Linked DNA regions of Homo sapiens: regions 1 and 3 are each linked to region 2. The links are chromatin loops, found by intact Hi-C in ENCODE. Cell type or tissue: heart left ventricle. All regions are shown on one strand. Region 1 has its middle 25 kb from the start of RPF1. Region 2 overlaps LOC105378819 (a long non-coding RNA gene). Region 3 overlaps SSX2IP (SSX family member 2 interacting protein).

Region 1 (8,000 bases), 130 kb after region 2:
GCTTGAACCTGGGGGGTGGAGGTTGCAGTGAGCCAAGATCACTGCATTCCAGCCAGGGCAACAGAGCCAGACTCTGTCTCAAAAATAAGTAAATAAAATAAAATAAATTACCCAGCCTCAGATATTCCTTTATAGTAACCCAAATGGTCTAAGACAGTGTCTGATTGGAAAGTTCATTAGTTCTTTCACTCACTTAACACTCTTTTTTTCAGAACCTGTCCCTAAAAGCTCACAGACTTGTAGGGGAGACAAACATATAAACAAATAATTACAACACAGTAAAATAAAAAATAGAGGCATGTGCAAGATATACAGTGGGGAAACTGAGATGAAGAAAAAAAGTGGTGGGGGAAACAGTGTTAGGGAGAAAAGGGTACCCTGGAAGTTTCCCTAAGGAGGAGGTGTTTGGATTGAGTAAGTTCTCCAGGAAGACAAGGAATAGGGAGGGAGATTCGAAACAGAGAGAACAGCATGTGTAAAGAGTCATAGATATGATACAGGATAATGTGTTCAAGGAAATGCAAATCCCTTAATATTATGGGGATATAGGTGCAGGCAAGGAAGAGAATTAAAGTTGAAAAGGGTTGACTAGGAGAGACTAGAAGAATATGAAGGAATTTGGAGCTTTACTGGAGGTAATGGTGAGCCAATAAGTAGTTAGAAGCAGGAATGACACAATGAATTTAGTGTTCAGACAAATTGAACTCCAACTTCTTCCAATTGATTATCACACATAAGCAATGTATTTAAAAGTAATTAAATATATGAGATTTTTATATCTCTAAAGTGGCCGTTTGCAGTGAGCATATGTTTTTATGCCTACCCAGCATCCATTCTTTTTTTTTTTGTAATAGCACCTGATTTTCTTTTGGGGACTTACCCACCCCCAATGCCTACAGTGTCCTATAACTATGAAATAAATTGTTTTACCCTCCTTGGCTGAAGGTTGGGAAAGGGATGTAAGAAAGGGTCCTCCAACTCCTTCAGAAATTTAAATTTTGTGAGCGGTGACTCAAGGATAGGACTCAAGGATACCAGATAGATTTGATCCATCTGGTATCAGCACCCCGAGGGGATGGTGCTGCACTTTTGGTTATCCAGGTTACCAAAGTGATTTCACTTTCTGAAGCTAGGTGTTCCCAGATTGCCTTTGATTTCCTGAACTTCTCCATAATCTTCCAGTAAATTCCATGTTTGCTTGAGGTAACAAATTCTGCTCAAGTCAGGTGCAGTTTGCTTCTAAGCTAAGTACCTTAATTTATATATCACCTGGGAGAATGATCAGCTTACTTTTATCTGCTGAAAATTGCTGGAAAATTTGTACTAAGGTTGTTGTACTCCTATCAGCATAGACAAAGCAGGCAGCCTTTCTCTCTCTGGGTCTTGGTGCTGAACCTGTGTGCTGGCAAGAAATGGGCTCACATTTGCTTTGCTCTCAGAACCTGTAGACCTTCTTCACTCTCCTTCTCTTCTCCCTTAGCCACCAACCTGAAACAGGAAGAATCTCTACTTGTGAAAGTCCTTTTAATTTTATATTTCTGATCATGACACTTTTTTATGTTTAGTATAGAAACATCTCCTTCACAAAAACACCCATGTTATCCCAAGACTTTGGAAGAAGAATGAAAAAGACTTGCAGCCCTCTTCTGCTTCCCATCCTGCCACAAAGCTACTCAGAGGCCATAAACACATAATTATCTATGTGCTTGAATGTTGGGGGATGGGAGGTTCAGGTTGAAGATAGAACAAAAATGAAAAGGCACAAGGAAAGAAAATAAAGCAAGTTAACAATTCACAATACCTCAGTAGCTTAGTAATAAAAATAATGGTGCCTTTCAACATATCTTTATTATCATTCTTTATAATCATTTTGTTTTTATGTTTTGTCTTATATTTTACCCACAGATGGAGAGTATAAATTTACTACTTCATATATTGGGTTGCTTTCCTGGGTACATAGTAGCTCTTTTAGTCACTGTAATATCAGCAATGATGATGCTTGTATCTGAAGATGAACAATAGTCATGCATTTTCCAAATCATCTGAAAGAGCTATTGGAAGCCACACTTCCCATCACACAGCCTGTCCATCTTCAACACTGGCTTTTCAGTCACTGGCTAGGGGTTATTTAGTCAACTTTTTCATGCACACCTTCGACTTCTGGCATGCAAAGCTTTCTGCATGCTTTTATGTAATGTGAATCCAGATGGTGGATTGTATGTGGGTGCAATAAATGACTGAATGTTTTCACATGTTTCTTGGCTGGAATTTATAATGGTGGAGTTTCTTTCCTAAGCCTCCACGACTGCCACATTCTGCAATAATTTTCACCAGATTACATAGATGTTCTGATAGAATCAGGGACCAAGGAAGCTAAAATGGTTCTTCCTCTAATCCTGATCACATCTCTTTCCCTCTCCTTAGCTAATTTATTTCTCTGCTACAGAAACTTGGAACTTTGCTGTACAGAGAAGACTGAGGTAAACAGGGAGAATAAACGCGCTGAAAGGAAGGGAAAGCCAGTAAAGGAAGTTGGAGAGATAATTGAAAATTTGAAAGAGAAGGTGGAATCAATACCCTTAAAATATTTTTAAGTATTCAAAAGCAAACAATTAGAATTAGTGAACGACAACAATAAAATACTAAAAAAGGGGCACTTATGCCTCCTCTCCTCATACACCTGCACCCCCGTTCCCCCATCCATTTCCCCTTCCCAAGCCATACTGATACATGATGTTTCAGCTGCATGTTGTGTTAGAGGCCATTTCACAAAAGTCACAATGGTCTTGAATGTTATTTTAATATGCATCTTAGAGCTATTGCTCATTTTTACAGTATTGGGATTCCTCTAATAAACAGAGAACTGCTTTGTCATTACTAAGCAGTGAAGTTATCCCTCTTACAGGGGACTGCTTGAGAAGATAACCAAAGACGGGAATCGAGATTTGGACCTACCTCTTACCACTATCCTCATGATGGAGGTAACTTATATTCTGGACCCTATAGGACCACTTTGTATTCTTGTTCATGTTTGTAGTTTACTTGCTGTGATTTCTTTTGTGAGATGAGGTCTCACTCTGTCACCCAGGTTGGAGTGGAGTGGTTTGATAATGGCTTACTGCAGCCTTGACCCCTGGGCTCAAGCAATCCTTCTGCCTCAGCCTCCTCCTGAGTAGATGGGACTACAGGCACATGCCACCATGCCTGGCTAAATTTTTTTTTTCTTTAAAGGGCTGGGTTTCCCAGCGTTACCCAGGCTGGTCTCAAACTCCTGGGTTCAAGTCGATCCTCTCACCTTGGCCTCCCAATGTTCTGGGATTACAGGTGCAAGCTACCGCTCCCAGCCTATGATTTCTTTTTACCTGTATATCCTTGGTAGTATTTGAAAACTTGTGTTTGACTTCATCTGTTTTCTTTGGATATGAATGTAGCTAGTAGTAATATAAATGGTAGTTTGCTTGAGTGGTGGCAAAGAAAGCCTATTTCATTCCTTTTATTATAGGTTTGCCTTCTAAGTGGAAGCTACCTTGAGATGAATTTAGCATTATTTTTGCTAGCAAATGCTTGTGTCATTCTGATATTTCTTTTCTCTCTCTCTCTTTTTTTGATTTCCTGATAAAATAATAAATCCCTTTATTCTTTCATCCAGTCGGCTTAGAAGGGGAATGTGAAAGATGACTTCATCCATTTTTTTCTTTGGAGATTTGCTTTACTAATTACCCAGGCTTTGATGTCCACATTTCCACATTTGTTACCATTCCTTGGTGCTATAGTGGATTTCTCTCATAATCTCTTATCCTTTTAACTTTACTTCCCAGAGGCAAAGGATTTGCTCTGTACCTGACTGCATTATGAAACACCTATTTGCCTGACCCACCCCTCCTCAGGCTGCACCACCCAGGACACTATGAAAATGAAGTTGCAACTGACTGGAAGTCAGCAGTACTACACCGGGTCCAGATGAACGTAAACCAACATGGAACCCCAAGGCCATGCTCTAGAGGGTCAGCTCTGAACCTCCTTGAAGTAAGTGTTCAGCCAGGTTATTAATTCGTTTAGTGTTGGTTTTTGAAATGCTACTTTATTGGGTCTTTAAAAATTTGATGCTTGGCATAGAGGACAAGGTCTCTAAATGTAGGACTTCACTGAATGAAGGTGATCACTACCAGGCTGTCTCTCTTTTTTCTGTTTATAAATGCCTTTTTCTCTTTTGTTGGCCTTTTTTTTTTTTTTTTTTTTTTTTTTTGACAGAGTCTCGCCCTGTCACCCAGGCTGGAGTGCAATGGTGTGATCTTGGCTCACTGCAACCTCCGCTTCCCGGGTTCAAACAATTCTCCTGCCTCAGCCTCCTGAGTAGCTGGGATTACAGGTGCCCACCACCACGCCCAGCTAATTTTTGTATCTTTAGTAGAGACAGGATTTCACCATGTTAGCCAGGCTGGTCTGAAACTCCTGACCTTGTGATCTGCCCGCCTTGGCCTCCCAAAGTGCTGGGATTACAGGCGTGAGCCACTGTGACCGGCCTTGTTGATATTTTATACTCTGTGCCTTGGAAGAAATACTTCCTAGGAATTTATTTTATTTTACAGCAGGCTGGCAAAAATGAAAAAGAGACTTGACAGGAAATGGAGGTAAAAATTCAAGGATTAATTAAATTCATACATTTTGTCTTAGATTTTATATGGCTCACAGACAATCTGTATAATTTGTCTGATTCTCACAGATTATCCCAAATGTTATTTATTATTCATTCAACAAGCATTTATTTATTTATTTATTTATTTTTGAGATGGAGTTTTGCTCTTGTTACCCAGGCTGGAGTACAGTGGAGCGATCTCAGCTCACCGCAACCTCTACCTCCCAGGTTCAAGCGATTCTCCTGCCTCAGCCTCCCAAGTAGCTGGGATTAAAGGCGCATGCCACCAAGCCCAGCTAATTTTTTATTTTTAGTAGAGACAGGATTTCTCCATGTTGGTCAGGCTGGTCTCGAACTCCCAACCTCAGGTGGTCTGCCCGCCTCGGCCTCTCAAAGTGCTGGGATTACAGGCGTGAGCCACGGCGCCTGGGCTAACAAGCATTTATGAAATTGAGCACTTTGAAAATAAAGAGGGAGAGATTTGAACTAGAAAGTGAGCTCCATGAGCACAGGATTTTTGTTTATTTTGTTCACTGCTCTATTCCTAGCACTTAGAACAGTGCCTGGCATGTAAGTGATACTCAATAAATATTTGCTGATATATAAATAAATGAATGAACACTACTGTGATTTAAAAATATTCATTTTAGAATAAGAGGTGTATTATGTACATCAGATGTAGGATTGTGAATATAATAAAGCCTATCAATTAGAAAAGGGCCCTAGAAAGACTTGACATGCAAGTGTCAGAGGAGATATGCTCCTTTGTGTTCAGAGTGGGCAGTTATTTGATGGTCCAGATGGTTTTACCTCAAAGGAAGAATGTGGTTAAATTTTTGTTGTTGTTGTCATTGTTGTTGTTTTTGGAGACAGAGTTTTGCTCTTGTTGCCCAGGCTGGAGTGCAATGGCGCGATCTCCACTCACCACAACCTCCGCCTCCCGGGTTCAAGCAATTCTTTTGCCTTAGCATCCCGAGTAGCTGGGATTACAGGCATGTGCCACCATGCCCGGCTACTTTTGTATTTTAGTAGACATGGAGTTTCTCCATGTTGGTCAGGCTGGTCTTGAACTCCCAACCTCAGGTGATTTGCCCGCCTTGGCCTCCCAAAGTGCTGGAATTACAGGCATGAGCCACCGTGCCTGGCCGAATGTGGTTAAATTTATCTTTTTCATTTTTACTCCTATTTAGAAGGTAAAAAGACTCTTATTTATAAAAACAATGAATTAGTTCTATTTATTAGTCTTTCTGTGTTCATTTAATGCCGGTGTCTAAGGAACCTAAGGCATTGACCAGGGGGTCTTATTAAACGTCACAGCTCAGCAAGGAAGTTGTGAGCAGAGCCAGCTCTTGGGGTAGGCAGTGTGTACTTCTGCCTATGGCAGAAGCTCCTACGGCAGTGCCATGCCAACTCTCACTATAGTTTCTGTTTTTGAATTTTGTGTTGGCTGTTCCTCTATTTCTGTATGTTTCTTAGAACCAGAAGTAAAGAGATGGGGAATTAGAGATGGAGATCTGCAATGCTGCTGAAGGGCTTGGCTGGCACCCTCTCTCACCCCCCTTCTTTCCTCTCTACCTAGTTCTGAGCATCTTTTTCCTCCTTTGATCCTCCAGTGGCAAAGTCAAAGTGGGCACCAAATGCAGACTTGGCCAAGTGAGCTACCCAGGTTGGGGGGGCACCATCACCTCTTTTTTGTTGTCTCAGGATTCACAACTTCAGAATAACCTTTTGGAAGTTAGGCTGTGTCTATGGCAGTAAGAACAGAAGTTCTGCCTTAGGCTTTAGCCATTATACTGTGCTATAAAGAGCATGTAACATAGCCTAATACTTTATGTTGCAGTTGAAGTGTTACGGGATTTTATTTTATAAGAACTTAAATCCAACACATAAATCTCTCTCAGATCAGCCAGGCTTTGTGTTTTTTCCTTTTGTAACTCATTCTGAGTTGATCTAAGACAAACATTCCTAAACTAGCTGGGTAGAAAGGACACTGTGGTGTAGCGGGAAAAGCCCAAGAAGGCAAATCAGGGCTCAGTTCTAGATTGGACTTGGTTGCTAACTAGCTTTTTATCCACAGTGAGTCAAGATTCTGGGCCTCACTTTCTTGGTTTATAAACTAAGAGAATTGCATGAAATGAACTATAGCACTGCTTTCAGCTCTCATCTATTTAGGCTCAAGACCTTTTGCCCCTTCTTTCTACCATTTTGAATAATGGAATATAAAGTGTTGGAAAGAATCCTAGCATTGGCTGAGTAAATGTTAGTTAAATCTGAGTTAAATTGAATATAGTCAACCCACTCAAGTTAATAGAGGAGGGAATTACATGAGTACAGAAAAATCAAGTTACTTGCTTAGGTCACACAACTAATTAATGGCAGAAACCTGACGTTCTAATCACAAATCATGAGTTTTTTTTCTCAGAAAAAACTTTGGTGATCACGGTGGGTGTAGAGGAAGCAGTAGTTTTCATAAAGGTGTTAAATTCTTATTTCTGCTAAGTTGGTTAGCATTGCCTATTATGACAATCCATGAATATCTTGTGCCAAAATGCTGCTGGCTGTTGTGCAGAGACACGTGTTGGTTGCTTTAGAATTAAACACAGACCAGAAACTCCTGGAGAAAAAAGGCCACCCCTTTTTTAATCACTCTCTTTAATTTTTCCTTCTGACTTAACTTTTAAAATTGGGCTGATTGTTCAAATAGTAGAAGAGGTTAGAAAAATCTGTTCAGGAAGACAAGAACCAGGAGTTCTAGTCCAGTCTCTACATGGGGTTTGGAGAATCTGGGTGGCCGAGTGGCATAAACTAACATGAAATTGGTAGCTCTCTTCTCCATACACTATTTCCCTGCTTAGAAATGAGTGTTGTCTAAGTATGAATTCATCTTCCTCTCCGAGGCTGGGCTCTTTCTGACCTCCCTGTTTCTTTGAACAGTGTCACTTCTTCAAGTTACTCACCCCTCAAACCTTAGTAATCTCTGACTCCTCCCCTTTCTCTGATACACTGAAACAGTTGCTAAACTTCATGGATTCCTCCTTCACAATGTGTCCTGCATTGGTTTTACTTCTTCATTCCTATTATTGTTCACATATGTCACTTAAAGTCATATCTTGTGAGTAGTTAAGAATGTGAGTTTGGAATCAGGTAGAACTGGGTTTGAGTCCTAGCTCTGCCACTTACTACCTGGTGTCATTGCTTAATCTCTTTGTTCCTTAATTACTTTATCTTTCAAATGGAAATAATAATTGTGTTGATCTCAAAGAATTGTGAGAATTAAAGAACATATGTAAAATACTTAGTACAGTGCCTAACATATAAGTGTTCTAGTTTTTTTTTTTTTTTTTTTGAGATGGAGTCTTGCTCT
Region 2 (8,000 bases):
TAAAAATCCCACTTGAGACTTAGGTGCAATGTCAGGTAGGGGCACAGCGGGCAAGATTGCAATGACTACTGCCCTGGACCTGACCTTGCATTACCTTGACTTCCTCAGTTACCCCAAGTTGTGAGCCTCAGAAGGACTGACTTATGCAAACTGAATCCAGAAATGAATGCATAATCTAGAACACCAATTTCTTTCTATCTTTCCTCTTTTCAATAACCAGTGAGGTAAGGTAATTTTCCTAGGGCCATATAGCTGTTAAAGACTTGACCTGGAGTATAATTCAAGTATTTTGATTCTGTCCGAAATTAAAGGTACTGAAAGTGCAGTACCAATACCAATGGAATTGTAGGATGATAAAGATCAATACACTAAGAACCAGAAATGTTATTTGCAGACATGTTATCTCTCTGTAAAATTAAGTCTGATTAATTGACCTAACCCCTGCCTTATGAGGATATATGTTTCTGGCTGCAGAAACATGTGGAGCACATTGAAGCCTGGCAGTTCTTTTAGGCCATCATTATACTATTGTGCACATTACTGAAATGCAGTTCTTAATTGCCACTACCATGACTGTCCTCACCACAGTTGGCATCACCATCAACTTCACTATCATCATAGTCTATATGGCAATTAAAGCAAAATTCTAATATTTTAAAATCAACCAGAATACAGGACAGTCCTGTTCCTGACTCCCCAGAGTCTTGAGCCCTGTGGAAGAAACTGACATTCCAAGGTGGCTGGTGCATGGATACTCTTATGGGTTGAATCGTGTGTCCCCTGTCCCCCTCCAAATTCATATCTTGAAGTCCTAACCTGTAGTACCTGAGAACATCACCTTATTTGGAGATATGGTATTTTTTTTTTTTCTTTGAGATGGAGTCTTGCTCTTGTTGCCCAGGCTGGAGTGCAATGGTACAATCTTGGCTCACTGCAACCTCCACCTCTCAGGTTCAAGCAATTCTCCTGACTCAGCCTCCTGAGTAGCTGGGATTACAGACACGTGCCACCACGCCCAGCTAATTTTTGTATTTTTAGTAGAGACAGGATTTCACCACGTTGGCCAGGCTGGTCTTGAACTCCTGACCTCATGATCCGCCTGCCTTGGCCTCCCAAAGTGCTGGGATTACAGGCATCAGCCACTGTGCCCGGCTGGAGATATGCTCTTTATCAAATTAAAATGAAGTCATTAGGGTGGGTTCTATTCCAATGTGACTGGTATCCTTATAGAAGGAAAATTTGGAGACAGACACATATACAGGGAAGATACCAACTGAACATGAAGATGACCGCCTACAAGCCAAAGAGAAGAGGCATGGAATGGATCCTTCTCTCATAGCCCTCAGAAGGAACCAACTCTGCCAGCACCTTGATTTTGGATTTCTGGCCTCCAAAACTGTGAGACAATACATTTCTGTTTTATAAGACACCAAGTTTGTAGTACTTTGTTGTGGCAGTCCTAGTAAACTAATATAGACACCAAATGAAATATTGTGACTGTCCTCCCAGTGTGTGAACTGTGGCAAAAAGTCATAAAGATGAGCTACATATAGCCTGTCAAGAGGATTCCAGTGGCTTCTCACTTCAGCCAATCCTGGCATACCAGCAAGAAGGCCTGGCCGCCAGGGCAGTCTCAGTCTGTGTTAGTTTCCATTATTTGGCAGCTGCTAAGTGGATACATTTTCAGTGGTCATCCATGCCAACAAAAGCCATTTCGAAGTGTTATGTTTACAGGTTGTCAGCTTGTTTTCTAAACTTCCCTAATTGGAGTACACAAAGACACATCGTCTCTGAGTCTTTGCATTCAGGATGGACTCGTTGAAATAAGACATAATTTCAAGGGATGAATGTACAGTCATTTCTTAAACAAGTTTGCTGCATGGGTAAAAGGTAAATTGAAAGAGATCTGGTTGAACAATACTTCTTGTCAACTTGACATAGCAAGGGGCTTCATTGATTATGAATTTATAATGAGCCAACAGGAGTATGGCTGCCCAGAAAGCTAAGAAATCATTAATGCCCAGAAAGCATTAAAGCATGTCAGCTAATACGAGGCAGCAATTCTGCTGTATGCTGCATGGACCAGATCATGCCTGACCTGCACTGTACAGATTATCTTTGCACCAGATCCTCTGAGCTCATCTAAAAGGGATGTGGGTGGGATGGTTGAGGATGGGATGGTGAAAAGGAAATTATGTTATATCAGCGACAACAGATGGAAATTGATTTATGTAGCCTAGGGAAGGAAAGATTTGGGAAGCAAAGGAGGAGGCAATATTGGCTGTTTATCATCAAATACAGAAAGAGTACCATGTGGAAAGAGGATCATAGTTGTTCTCAGGGTCCCCAAGAGGTTGAGTCAAGACCAATTCGAGTTACTGTAGACAATTTCCAGCTCAAGGTAAAAAAGCTATTGTGTAATTATTAGTTCCCTTAAAATAGGCTTGACTGCTTAGTGACATGGTGAGCTTGTTATACTGGAAGACCCAAGCAAAGGCTGAAAAGCACTTTTTATAGGGAGGGAAAGATGGATGTAAGGTGAGACTTTGAGAGCTGCTATTCAAAGGTGTGGTGAGGACAGCCCATGGAGATTCTGGAAGCCATCCTGGCTCATGCTGCTGACAGAGTGTTAGGTTGTGTCAGAGTGGTGACATTAATGCACAGAAAGCATTAAGGCATGTTAGCTCAGGGGAAGCAGTAATTACCAGAGTCACCCTAATGGTAACCGTTTTCTCCATCTTAGTAAAACAGACTGTAGGCATAGGCATGTTATCTAACATAAATTACCACTGATAGATGCAGGAGGCAGCTAAGGAAGGGTACCTGGAGAATCTCCAACCCACCTCACAAGTGTTTATGTCAGATGCTTTTGTGCAGATGAGGGAATCTGCCCAGGGCCTTGTCTGGGCATGCCCACAATGGACTGGGGGCCCACCTGTGCACTGGAAGAGTGGGGTGGAGCTCCCAGGAATGTGTGCCTTGTGCAGTGGAGAGGAGCCTGGACTCTTCAGCTCATGTGTGGTGGTCTGGTGGTCTGGTGGTCTGGTATTCAATCTGTGAGGTGGAAGCCTGTTTGCAGGATGCCCTCTTTTTTGTTCAGAGCTTTCTTTCCTTTTTTTTTTTTTTTTTTTTTTTCAGATGGAGTCTCACTCTGTCACTCAGGCTGGAGTGCAGTGGCGCAGTCTTGGCTCATTGCAACCTCTGCCTCCTGGGTTCAAGTGATTCTCCTGCCTCAGCCTCCTGAGTAGCTGGGATTACAGGTGTGTGCCACCATGCCTAATTTTTGTATTTTTAGTAGAGACGGGGTTTCAACATGTTGGTCAGGCTAGTTTCGAATTCCTGACCTCAAGTGATCTGCCTACCTCAGCTTTCCAAAGTACTGGGATTATAGGCGTGGGCCAATGCACCTGGCCGCTGACAGCTTTCTTTTAATAAATTCTGCTCTCTCACCTTTTAACGTGTCCACTACCTAATTTTTCCTGGTCATGGGACAAGAACCCAGGTTTTAGCTAAGCTAAGGAGCAAAGATCCTGCATCACCATCTACCAAGAGCTACTGTGGTTACTGAAAATGGCCCTGGGATGCTGTGCACCTCCATCTAAGCTGACAAGTTACTTGCTCAAAGGCAGGGAGGATTGGGGCTCCCAGGCACCTCAGCAGCTTAAGCCTTGCTCTTGTAGCTAGCAAATTGAGACTGCATGCCACAGCTGTTAAGATCATGGACTTTGGCTGGGTGTGGTGGCTCACACCTGTAATCCCAGCACTGTGGGAGGCCAAGGTGGGTGGATCACTCAAGGTCAGGAGTTCGAGACCAGCCTGGCCAACATAGTGAAACCCTGTCTCTATGAAAAATACAAAAATTACCCGGGTGTGGCGGAGGGTGCCTGTAATCCCAGCTACTCAGGAGGCTGAGGTAGGAGAATCACTTGAACTGGGGAGGTGGAGGTTGCAGTGAGCCGAGATTGCACCACTGCACTCCAGCCTGGGTGACAAGAATGAAACTCCATCTCAAAAAAACAAAAAACCAAAAAAACCCCCAAAAAACAAAAAACAAATTCATGGACTTTGGAGCTACATTGCCACAGTTCAAATCCTAGCTCTAACCTTACTACCCATATGAAATCTTCTTTTATTTAAGCTCTGGTGCCTGTTCGTTTGTAAACCAGAAATGATAATAATGGAAACTGCCTCATAGGTTGTTTTGAGAATGAAATCAGTAAAAGGATGTTACATACTTGGAACAGAGTCCACTGCTCTACATTTTACATTGTACTTTTAATCTGTCTGCCCCCAGCTGACACCTGCATTAGAATACTTACACCACCCAGCCTCTAAAAACATTTCAATATGTGGGAATTCCACCTAGATTCAAACCTGAGGTGTCATCCCAGCAGTCTATAATCAATCTTTGAAACAGAAATCAGATTTTGGATGGAAAACCACTGAAATATTCTGTTCTAATTAAACTGAGGCAAGCTTCCTGCTAAGTTCTATAGCAGGGGTTCTCAGAGTGTGGTCCCTAGATTAGCTGCATCAGCATTGCCTGGAAACCTTTTAGAAATGCAAATTTTTCTGGCCTCACTCTGGTCCTACTGTATCAGAGACTGTAAGGGTGGGCCCCGTCATCTGGGTTTGGCAAGCCCTTCAGGAAATTCTAATGCATGCTCAGGTTTGAGAGTATTCTTCATTCAGAACATCTGGGGTGAAGACCAAGATGTGCATCTAACTGGCACGTAGGTGACACTGATGCTTCAGGTCAGGGACTACATTTTAAGAACGACTGCTGTATAGGCTCTGAGCCTCTTTTGGGGGAGCTAAGACTGACACATATAAAAGAATTTAGAGGTCAGTTAAGTCTCTGAAGTTGTAGGGAGGCGCCTGAGTGCAGCATGAGAAACGATAAAGCACAGAAGACTGAAACTAGAGTGAAGCCAAGAGGCTGAAGGGGGAGGGAGCCTCGCAGCTTGAGACACAAAGGAGGCCAAGTGCTGACCACCCCGCTGCAGAGAAGGGCCTGCAGCGCGGAAATACAGACTTGTCCACATTAGGCCAGATCACAGAGAAATGGTAAAAGTCCGGCAGAGGAATTCGGACTTCACTCAGGAGTTCCTGCTGGTTCTGAAGCAGGAAAATGAGAAGTGGCCTCAGGGAATTAGAAAGGTCAGTCTGGGTAAATTTAAGAAGAAAGTGAAGAGGCTACGTTGTGTGGGGTGAATACCCATGGTTCATTGTCTCGCACCAAGAAAATTTAGGATAGGGACACACATGAGGAGTTTAGGAGTGGAAGTTTAATATGCAAAAGAAAAAGAAAGGAGAAAGGAAACCAGCTCTCTCTAGGGAGAGAGAGGGGCTTCCCAGAGGAAAGACTGGCTGGCAGTGGACTCACAGGATTTTATAGTCAGGCTTGAGAAGGCATTGTCTGATTTACATAGGGCTCACAGATTGGTTCAGTCAGGCGTGATGTTTACATAGTGCAGGGGAAGGCTGGTGGGCCCCACCCTAATCTTATTATGCAAATCAACTTTACCCTTGGCCCGAGCCATGTTGTCTGCTCCTTACTGTACATATGGCTGGCAGAGAAGGGAGAAGGGAGCCACCATTCTGAACATGATTGGCACAACTGCCGGCATCTATGTCTGCAGCTTGATTTTACAGGCTGCTGTTTGTTAGAAAGGAAAATGATTTGGGGCTGCTTTTCATTAAAAGGAAAACCTTACCGAGGACTTCCATACCCTCACTATCTGCCTAAGTAATTTCTTCTTAACTCCTCTATCAAAAGTGACTGGAGAAAAGGCTGCAGTCAGGAAAGCTTGGAGGCAGCAAGCAGGATGCGGCTTAAGAGGCTGTGCAGGCCTTGAAGTCAGCCAGACGGCAGGGTGGAGGCCCAGCTTCACCATTGCGGTCACTTGCTTCTTGGGCAGTCATCCTGTGTGCTTAGCTTGATTATCTGTAAAACAGGGTTGAGAATCATCCCTGCCTTACATGGCCATTACTACCAACTAAGAAGGATTTGAATTAGCATCATAGCAGGTAATGGAGAGGAAAAAGTTAAACAAAACAAAACCCAAAATTCTCTCTAGGCACTGAGCTTAAGAATATGAAAGAATGGTGATACCAACAACCACAAAGAAGACTCCAGAATGAGGAAAATAAATCCAGTTTTCTCTCAGAAACTGTATTTCAAACTACACTTTTCAAATCTACCAAAAGTAGAAATATATTAATTCATTCTTGTTTCTAGTTAGCTTAAGTATTATCTTCTCCTAAGAGAGCTAAAGTGAAATCTTTGTTTTGATAATTGGTTCTGGGAAGAGAATTTACATCTTTTAAATTTTTATTGGTGTTTGGGGGGTGTTAAAATAAATGTAAACTCATGTTGTAATTAGTATTTTAATTGTTATTATTTTCTGGGGTCTGTGGTGTTTAATTTCCTTTATAGCCATAAAGAGAATGTTTATTCCTACTGATGTTTAAAGAAGAGCATCCCCAAAGACACAAAGTCACTTTCAAAATGTTCTTTTCTTCTAGGATCCACTGGTGTTGATGAATGGAGTAATCCACAAGCCGGAGGATCTGGTGGAAACATCGGTGCTCACACATCACATTCCGGTAGGAAAACGCAATGCTCCACGTGAATTTGTAATCCATGAGTTTGGACCTCTGAGCTAACTTTATTTAAATTTATTTTGTCTTTAATTTATTTTGTTTTTTACTGGGAAATCACAAAACATATTTAACTGGATATTTGGTAATGTGAAAATAATGTCGTCCCATCAATTTTAAGGTTTTCTAACATCCCATTTTGAGATTTGGAAAAGAATGACCTTAAATGTGCCAAACCCAATAAATTTTGAATTTCAAAAATCTTTAAATTTTACAAAAAGTAAAAACTTATTAAGCACTTATTGTGTGCCAAGCACTGTGTTGAGTCTGGGGGATACTAAGCAAGTGGTTATAAATCACCGTCTCGGTTCTTGCAGGCTCCTGGGATGAGGAGACAGCTGATAGGTGAAAAGGCCACCTGGCTTTCCTCACTCCCTGAGCCTCTATCTACCCCAGCAGCTGGGCTTCCTTAAATCTCATGCGTTATGCTCAGTTCTGTCCTAGGCAGTGGAAGAAATCCTTCCTAGGCAAGGTGCATAAGAAGGTCTTGATGTCATGAACACTTAGGCATAGGATTCAGCCAGTGTTGCTCCTCCATTATCAGCCAGTGTGGCTCCTCCATTATCAGGTCAGCATTGCCACTTTTTTCACTCTGACCCACTTTGTTAGCATTCCTGATACTATTTTCCATTCCTTAAGCCATTATTTCTGAAATTAATTTTCTGAATTGTTCCTCAGGAGTTGGGCTTCCTGACCCCTGTAACCCACTGTCCCAGGGGACTGAATCTCTCACAGCTCCTGTCTGAGGTCCCAGTGCTTTTCATCCTCAAACTTTTCCTTGGTCAAATGCCACTAATTGGCCAGCTGCAGTGGCTCACATCTAGTGCTTTGGGAGGATGAGGATGGAGGATTGCTTGAGGCCAGGAGGAATTTGAGACCAGCCTGGGAAACATAGTGAGACCTCCATCTCTACAAAACAAAATAAAAATTCCACTAACTTTCTACCCGACTCCTACTGGGATGGTCATCTGAGATCTTGGTCCTATTTAGACTACATATAAAGGGCTTGATTCTTGCTTGTTTTTTCTTATCTTATAGTGCTCACTCTTAGACCACACTGACACCTCTACATCTGCACTCATGTCCCCATGTAGCAATTTCATTCAGCAGGAATGTTTTTACCCTCTTAGTGGCAGGTAGAGGGATAGGTGCTGGGGATAAAACTGCACCGGGATCATCTCTGCTCTCAAGCAGTGCACAGGCTAGTGGAGAAGACAGACAACATCATTGCTTTCTTTGATTATTCTTTCCTCCAACCCCCACATCTACCACATCAGCGAGTCTTCCCACCTGTTCCTACAGAAGATATCCTTTATCAGCCAACATATCCAGATGAC
Region 3 (8,000 bases), 59 kb before region 2:
CTAATTTCTACAACATCCTCATTGTTCCTTCACTGTAGAATGGAATTTTATATAAAGGCTGTGCCTTAGATTCCAGGCAAGGAGACTTGTGCGTAAGTTACCTAAAAAACTTAGTTTGATCATTTGTACAGGGATTCTGATGACCGAATTACTATAAGTATTGGTAAATAAATTTATAGTAATTTGGTCATCAGAATCCCTTGTACAAATGATTAAACTAGGCATGCACTACTACTCCCAGCTAATTTTTTGTAGAGACAGGGTTTCACCATGTTACTCAGGCTAGTCCTGAATTCCTGGGCTCAAGCAGTTCGGCTGCCTCAGCCTCCCAAAGTGCTAGGATTACAAGTGTGAGCTACTGCTCCCAGCCGTTTTTTTTTTCCAAGTAAAATTTTAAATTATATTTTTGGCCTAGATTTTTAGAATTAAAAGGAACTTATTTTTTTTGAAGAGTGCCACATTATGAGGTTAAAGTACAAAAGAAGGAGAGGATAGTCACTAAGATCTGCCTTTCTTTTCCCAACAGTTCAATCAATGTACTGAATATAACTGCTGAAGAAATTAAACCAAATCAGGTTGGAGGAGAATGTACAAATCAAAAATGGAGTGTGGCATCAAGACCTGGATCACAGGAAGGTTGCTATAGTGGATGCTCCTTGAGCTACACAAATTCTCATGTAGAAAAAGATGACTTACCTTAGACATGTGGACTGGAATTTTTTTCATTAATGTGTTCATCAAGTTTCACATCTAAGTTGAAACAGGGTGTGTCATAAAGTCAGTTATCTCTAATAACTTAAGATGGTCTGAGTTGTTTGTTTGGACTTCCCTGTCTTCCCCCAAAGAGTTGAAATCTTAAATCTATTTAAAAGGATATAAAAGCTTTGGATATGTATTTTTAGTAACAGAAGCATCTGGTTCTGTGAATAAAGGAATGTATAGATGTTTGGATGGAAACAAAAGCACTAGACTGAGTTTCCTCTTATAGGTATTAAAAATAGCACTTTTAGGAAACTGATTATTGTAAATGTTTAATTTTGTCTCAAATATAGTTGGCATTGGAAGTTTAGCCTTTACTTGAATGTATACTGTAGATTTTTAACAAAGCGAGTTCTATATTTATTATGTTTAGTGTGGTTTGAAATTACCTCTTTCATATGTTTTAAATAAAGTGAAATTTATGTATGTTTTGTACATAGATACACATGATTATGTTAAGAGGCTTTAAGATTTAAAAGTTTCACACAACCATAAGTATAGTATTTCATGCCAGTAAAATTTTTTTAGTGGTATTCTGTTTACAGATGTATTAGGACCATTGATGCATTACATTTAAGAATTCTCTTTAATACATCTGGGCAATAAATATTGAAAGGTATTCCATGAAGCTGAGTTCTTTAGATAATCAACACTACTAACATTACATTTTTGAGATTTTTATGACATTAGATTTTTATTTTGTATATGTAGAATATTATAATTTTTAAAAGGACTATTGATGATAGAAGAATAGGGGCAAGACGACAAAAGTACCTTTGAATAAAACAATTTAAGAAATTGGTTTAAGATATTGGATGATAGAAGATATTTAAGATATCTAGATGGTGATATTTTCCTTACAAGATGGGTACCAGTATAGTAATATCTGTATACTAACTAGGGCTTTGTATTGTCAATAATTTTTTAATAATTTTTTAATGAGGTATTTACCACTGAAGAAATATGATAATATAAAACCATCAAATTTTATAATTGAGATGATACTCTGGAAAAACATGTCATTTCATTTTCAGAAAACTCTTAAGCTCTCTTCAGTCTCTGTAATGTTTCTGATTGCATGTTTCTTCATGAAAAGTATGTTGTTGTTTTGATAGTAATAATAATAAATGTAGGCTCAGCTCTTTCCCAGGATTTTCATCAAAAAGCTTTAAGTGCCTAACCCTGCTTGTCTCTGTACATAGAAGCCTGCACAGATCCAACCCTTGCTAGGTATCATAGTTTAGGCCCATTTACCTTCCCCTGTACTGGCAGTTCAGCCGCTTACATGCACTCACCCTGTTTGTGGCTATTTTAAATTCATATTATTAAAAAACAAAAAAAACCCACCTATTTGTGTTGTCCATTCACTATACGTAACTATGTAACTCTTTGGAGTTGCATAGCAGCAGCCATTTTTTCAGGGCTGATAGGATATCATTAAGAGTGTCTTATGAGACATTAGTGGATATACTCATAGTAACCATATTTATAGTTTTAAAGAGCTAGCTCTTGAGCATTAGTCACTACCTTCAGCTTGATGCATGGTCACTTCTTTACTATTTAAAATACTACACATTGTACAAAATATCGAAGACACTACCATATGCTAAAGGAAGAAATCTAGCTGGGATATAGGATTTTTGTTGTTTTTGTTTTTGTTTGTTTTGCTATTTAGCAATAACATGGTCAAAAAGGCAATCAGAAATTTTAAATACAGTTAATGGATACATTTGGCAACAATTTTCCCCCGAGGGTTTTCCATGGTGTACTTTGCAAGAAATAAGCACTCTAATTTTTAAAGTAAATCTCTTATTTTAGCAAATATTATATTTCATGACAATGGAGTTCTAGAAAGCAGCATCTGTTTTTTGTTGCGTGTTTCCATTTTAAAGTGAGTTGAGTTCTCAAATTGGAAAGAAAGATTCCTTGAGACGTACTTTTAAAATCTAAAGTGTGAAAGAAACAGCAGAGTAAAAGCCAGACTCATTGCACCTTCAATGTCTGCATAGATCCAGAAGTTGTACATTTTACCTAACAACATCACTTTTGTTGAACATTCCAACTCCAGAATGATCCCCAATCACCCTAATCTCAGAATGCTGGAATGATGTCTGTTGGAAAACCCAGGACTCCACACACAAAACTCCTGGGATTTTGTTTCCCATCTCTTTCTAGGTGTTTGCAATGTACAAATAATACAGCTGTGCTAATCTCACATTTAGCCATGATAGATGATGGTTCTAGAGTGTACTTCCATTTGTAAGTCCTCCTGATAAGTGCTTTCTTGTTTATCACTATGTAAATCTGAAATATTTTGTACTTCATTTGTTTTTATCCATTCTGAATTTTCAAAGCATAAAAATGTCAAAGAAAAATTGAGATAAACATTTTGTTCACCATTAAATGTTTGCATCTGCAGTCTATGATGAGAAACAATGAAATTATGACTAAAATTTAACAAATAGTATTTTCTTATAGAAGCAATGTATTAAATGATTAGATACACAGGACAGTTCACAGCAAATTGTTTACTTACATGGCATAATTGAAATACTGTTATTTGTAAAGAGTTCTATACTGCCTACCTTAGCTAACCAGAATTGTTCATAGACTTGTGATAATATGGTGTTATGGGAAAACACATTTTGTGCGCATGATGAAGAGAGCACCGTGAATCTAGTCTTGACTGCCCCTGGTGGAACATTTGAAAGCCCTTGGGACTCCAGGAGAGAGGTTTTTGCAGCATGTATGCTAAATTTGTGAGTTAGCAAGACCCTGCTGTGATTACTATGTTGTACAGATCTTCAAAGTATATTGCCTAATATGAGTCATGTTATTTCTAGATTGAATTTAAAGTAAGTATGGATTATGGAAGTCTAGTAAATATACTTTTCCCTATTTTTGTCCTTTTTCAGTCTTTTGGTAAGCATTTATTAAGTACCTGCTGTATGTCAAGGCTTACTACTGCTTTCCAATCCTTGGTGATATGAAGACAGATAAGCACGCTGCCTGCTATTAGGAATCTGAGCTGAGTGGAAGGCCAACTATTAAACCTACATTGTAATAAACAATGGTGGATGCTACGGACACATTCAGTCTGTTCATAAAACATGGACTGATGGGTCTGCTCCAGGCCACATTTGTTTTTTAACAGTAACGTGGCTAGGCTTCCATTTATAAGTCTTAGCATTATTTCCTTTGTGAAGTACTATGTAACAGATGATTGTTTGCTAGATTTTGTTTTCTACAATCAAAATGTTGACCTGCAAAGCAGTGTAGGATTTTCTCTCCTCAAGAGCGTGTATTATTATCTAGTAGAAAAAGCATTCCCAAAGACTTGGTCCATGCAGATAAGGATAATGAAATTGCTCACTCTAATCCTTTTTCTAAATACAGTGTTTTTCAAGCTGGATGTAAATTAGAGTGGGTGGATATTGATTAAATTATTTGATTTATATGAAATCAAATGACTGGTTGAGGTTTTTTTGAACATTTACAAATAATGGATTCCTGAGAGCTCAGGAAGTACTGTAATGTCAGTGACATATGAAGCTCCTGATAAAGATCCACCTCATTCATATATTTGAGCTTCAGAAATACATGTACCTAGTATAATGCTTAACAGCACATAATATTTGTTGATGAGAAATACACTGATGAAACAACACATTTTTTTACTGGAATGAATGGACTATAAGTTTGGGGTTAGAATCCTAAAACTCCTCTTTCTCAAGAGGGTAAGAACCTTGTCATGAATCTATGCATGTGTACTTCCAACCCTATCTCAATTCCTTGCATATAGAGTATCATGATAGAGTAGGTTATGCTGCAATTAAACATTAAGTCGGTGTGGCGTAATAAAATTTATGCTCATGAAATGTCCAGTGTCAACTGGGCAATCCTCCATTTTTAGCTATGCCATCTGGACGCATGGTCTCCAACATCGCCAAATCAGAGCGAGCAGACTAGCAGATGGTGTAGGATATTTTTAAGGGCCAGACCTGAAAGAGACATGCCTTCCACCTACAGCCTCACTGCAAACAAGACTGGGAGGTATAGAACATGTAGCTATTTGGTGAGCACTTACAATCTGCTATCAAATGTAGTTGATGCTAGGTATTTCGTCCATGCATATTACTCTGCAAGGGGTTTATTGCTGATTATTAAAGCAAATATTCTTAATTTTTGGAAGGAATGTATTTTAAAGCTCCTCACACTTTCTAACCTTTTTATAATACAAGTTTCTGAATGTTCAAATGGTAGTTTTACTCATTTAGTTATTAAAGTATCTTACAGTGCACAGAACACTTTTATTTTTCAACTGTCAGGGAATCTTAACCTTCCTATTTTTAGAGTTGATAACAGACTCAAGTGTTAAATAATGAACCCAAGGTCACATAACTGCTGTTAAGTGATAAGACCAGACTTTAACCCATATCTTAGGTTTGCTAAATTTCCACCTTTTCCCACACTGCTGCAGTGCCTGCTTGTAGGGCTTTCTAAGTGAAATTATTCACCCATTAGCTGCCACCTATAATCTACATCAAAAGTAGTGATCATTTGGTCCATGTTCAAGACTTGGCCTCATTTTTTTGTGATTGGTTACCATGGCAGATCTATTCAGGGTTGGACCACTACCTTTCTGCAATTAAGATACTAAGGATTTCATTGAAATAGCTAATTTAGTAGTTTATGATACTCTAAAGGCCATTGAGTAATCTGAAGATATGTCTAGATCACCTGCAATTTGTGTGTGTGTGTGTGTGACAGTGTCACCCAGGCTGGAGTGCAGTGGTGCCATCTTGCCTCACTGCAGCCTTGCTCTCCCGGGCTCAGGCAGTCCTACCACAGGCTTCCAAGTAGCTGGGACTACAGATGTGCGCCACTACACCTGGCTAGTTTTTTGTATTTTTTATAGAGATGGGGTCTCACCATGTTGGACAGGCTGGTCTCGAACTCCCAGGCTCAAGTGATCCGCCCCCCTTGGCCTCCCAAAGGGTTGGGATTACAGACGTGAGCCACCGCCTCTGGCCAGCCTGTATTTTTCTGCCCTGCCATTTTGTTCACTCTTGGCAGTTTGTGTGCCGTGTCCCAACTGTAGCTACAGTCACAGTGACCAGAAATACTTCATTTTGTCCAAAAGGTTCAGTCACCTTTTGCAGACATTTTATCATGAAAAATAAAGTAGTAGAATTAACAGGAATATTTTTACTCAGTTTTAGAAGGAAAACGGCTGATGTAGGGCAGCTGGATATTTTCTAGTTTCTCTGTTGCATCTGCATTTAGATAGATTTTCTTGTTTCTGGTCTGTCATGACAGTTTCATTCCTTTTTACAGTGTTCTATTAAACCAAACCATACCCCAGCCCAGTGTACTCATTAGAAAAAAGTAAACATTTGCATATTCCCTAGAACCCTAAAACTGATAACAAGAACCTACCCTCCATTCTGGCTTTTGGATCCAATTTTCTATTATGTATGATGTCTAAACCGAGGTGGTCAATTGTTCATCCCAGCCAGGCATAGGATCAGACAGCTGAGTTCCCTAGGATTAGACTGCTAGTGCTTAGCCATGACTACTATGGCTGGTTTTGTTAACCTGTAAGTATAGTTTTTACTTGACTAAAACATGCTGTAATTTATTTACCCTACCTTGAGATTTTTTTCTTCTGTAATTCTCAGCCCAGAACTATTATTTCAAACTAAACTTGTATTTCACATTTTTAATTAGTGAAGAGGCTCAACGAAATGCAATTTTCAAATAGTCACCCAATAGTATAAAGCTTTTGTGGAATATCAATTTAATTTCTAGCCACTTTTAGTTTCTTTTATCTTGAAAATCTTTTACCTTAATAACTAGTTGATTTGGTTTTGTAATGTTATTCCTTTTAAGCAAAGAGGTATTAAATAATAAGGAAGGCTGGGTGTGGTGGCTCACGGCTGTAATCCCAACACTTTGAGAGACCAATGCAGGCAGATCACCTGAGGTCAGGAGTTTGAAACCAGCCTGGCCAACATGGTGAAACCCCATCTCTACTAAAAATACAAAAATTAGCCGGGCGTGGTGGCAGGCGCCTGTAATCCCAGCAACTCGGGAGGCTGAGGCAGAAGAATTGCTTGAACCCGGGAGGGGTAGGTTGCAGTGAGCCTAGATCACGCCATTGTACTCCAGCCTGGGGGACAAGAGCAAGACTTCGTCTCAAAAATAAATAAATAAAAAATAAATAAATAAGGAAAATCTCTATAAATTAGATCTCAGTGAAATTAAACTTTTCCAAACAAATAGTTTTTCAGATTCTGTGTTAATGCCCCAAAGAAAACTAGAAATCCAACAACTAGCCACACAAAGCCTTGGTACATATGTTCTAAAGAAGCTATTTTGATCTTAAACCATGAAAAATTTTAACTGGAATTTTAAAAATCACATTGCCTTTTTATTTCCAAAGCACTTGTCTTCATTTTTATCAAGGGCAAATATCTGAGGAAACAACTCATAAATGCTTTTTGTTGTTGTTGAGACAGAGTCTTACTCTGTTGCCCAGGCTGGAGTGCAGCGGCGTGATCTCAGCTTACTGCAACCTCTGCCTCCGGTGTTCAAGCAATTCTTCTGCCTCAGCCTCCCAAGTAACTGGGATTTCATGCATGCACCACCATGCCCAGCTAATTTTTGTATTTTTAGTAGATACAGGGTTTCTCCATGTTGGCAAGGCTGGTCTCAAACTCCTGACCTCAAGTGATCTGCCTGCCTCAGCCTCCCAAAGTGCTGGGATTACAGGCATGTGCTGCCACGCCTGGCCTCATAAATGCTTTTAATTGAAATTCTTTGATAAGGAACGAAAAGACTATGGTAAATCTCAGAGGCAGGTTCTGGCCTTGGCAGTGAGGGCCAGAAAGGGGTGTACATCAGAGACACAGTTGCTTGTGGTGTGGTTTCCCAAAATCTGGAGGTGCACATTCCTGTTGACTCAAACTTTTGATAGTGAAATGGGGAGCTATTCATGATTAGGCCTGTACCACAGTGGAAATTGGGACAAATGATCACCCTGTGTATAATGGAAGCCCTGTCCAAGTAAGCATAACTCTGACTTGAGTTTTGATTGTTGAACCTGTAAACCCAAAATAAAATCCTAAGGCCCCCCAACTATTTGGGTCCCTTCTCTCAGCCAAGGGCATTCCAAAGTTAACCTGAAAAACTAGTTCAGGCCACGATGGGAAGGAAGGGTGAGACATGCCTGATTATAC

Evidence for each region. Peaks named below come from ENCODE experiments on the same cell type or tissue, not always from the same donor. Only the 100,000 strongest peaks of a DNase experiment are listed, where the experiment ranks them.
Region 1: a loop joins it to region 2, with 2.2 times the contacts of the local background. A loop is called at or near these places in 9 of 110 quality-filtered maps.
Region 3: a loop joins it to region 2, with 4 times the contacts of the local background. A loop is called at or near these places in 3 of 110 quality-filtered maps.

Annotation. Positions count from the first base shown.
Region 1 is chr1:84,450,699-84,458,698 of GRCh38, reverse strand. No RefSeq gene overlaps it. Among named protein-coding and RNA genes, the nearest start is that of RPF1, 25 kb to the left of the region's middle. In heart left ventricle, no CTCF peak of the experiment used is centred here; no DNase peak of the experiment used is centred here; H3K27me3 peaks cover 2,053 bases.
Region 2 is chr1:84,580,887-84,588,886 of GRCh38, reverse strand. It overlaps LOC105378819 (a long non-coding RNA gene), which reads right to left. Exons shown (of 2, transcript XR_947544.4): 2 at 5,269-5,947. Among named protein-coding and RNA genes, the nearest start is that of CTBS, 10 kb to the right of the region's middle. In heart left ventricle, no CTCF peak of the experiment used is centred here; no DNase peak of the experiment used is centred here; H3K4me3 peaks cover 613 bases; H3K27ac peaks cover 1,064 bases.
Region 3 is chr1:84,640,134-84,648,133 of GRCh38, reverse strand. SSX2IP (SSX family member 2 interacting protein) reads left to right here. Exons shown (of 14, transcript NM_001166293.2): 14 at 527-4,428. The coding sequence ends at 701. Among named protein-coding and RNA genes, the nearest start is that of LINC01555, 9.1 kb to the right of the region's middle. In heart left ventricle, no CTCF peak of the experiment used is centred here; no DNase peak of the experiment used is centred here.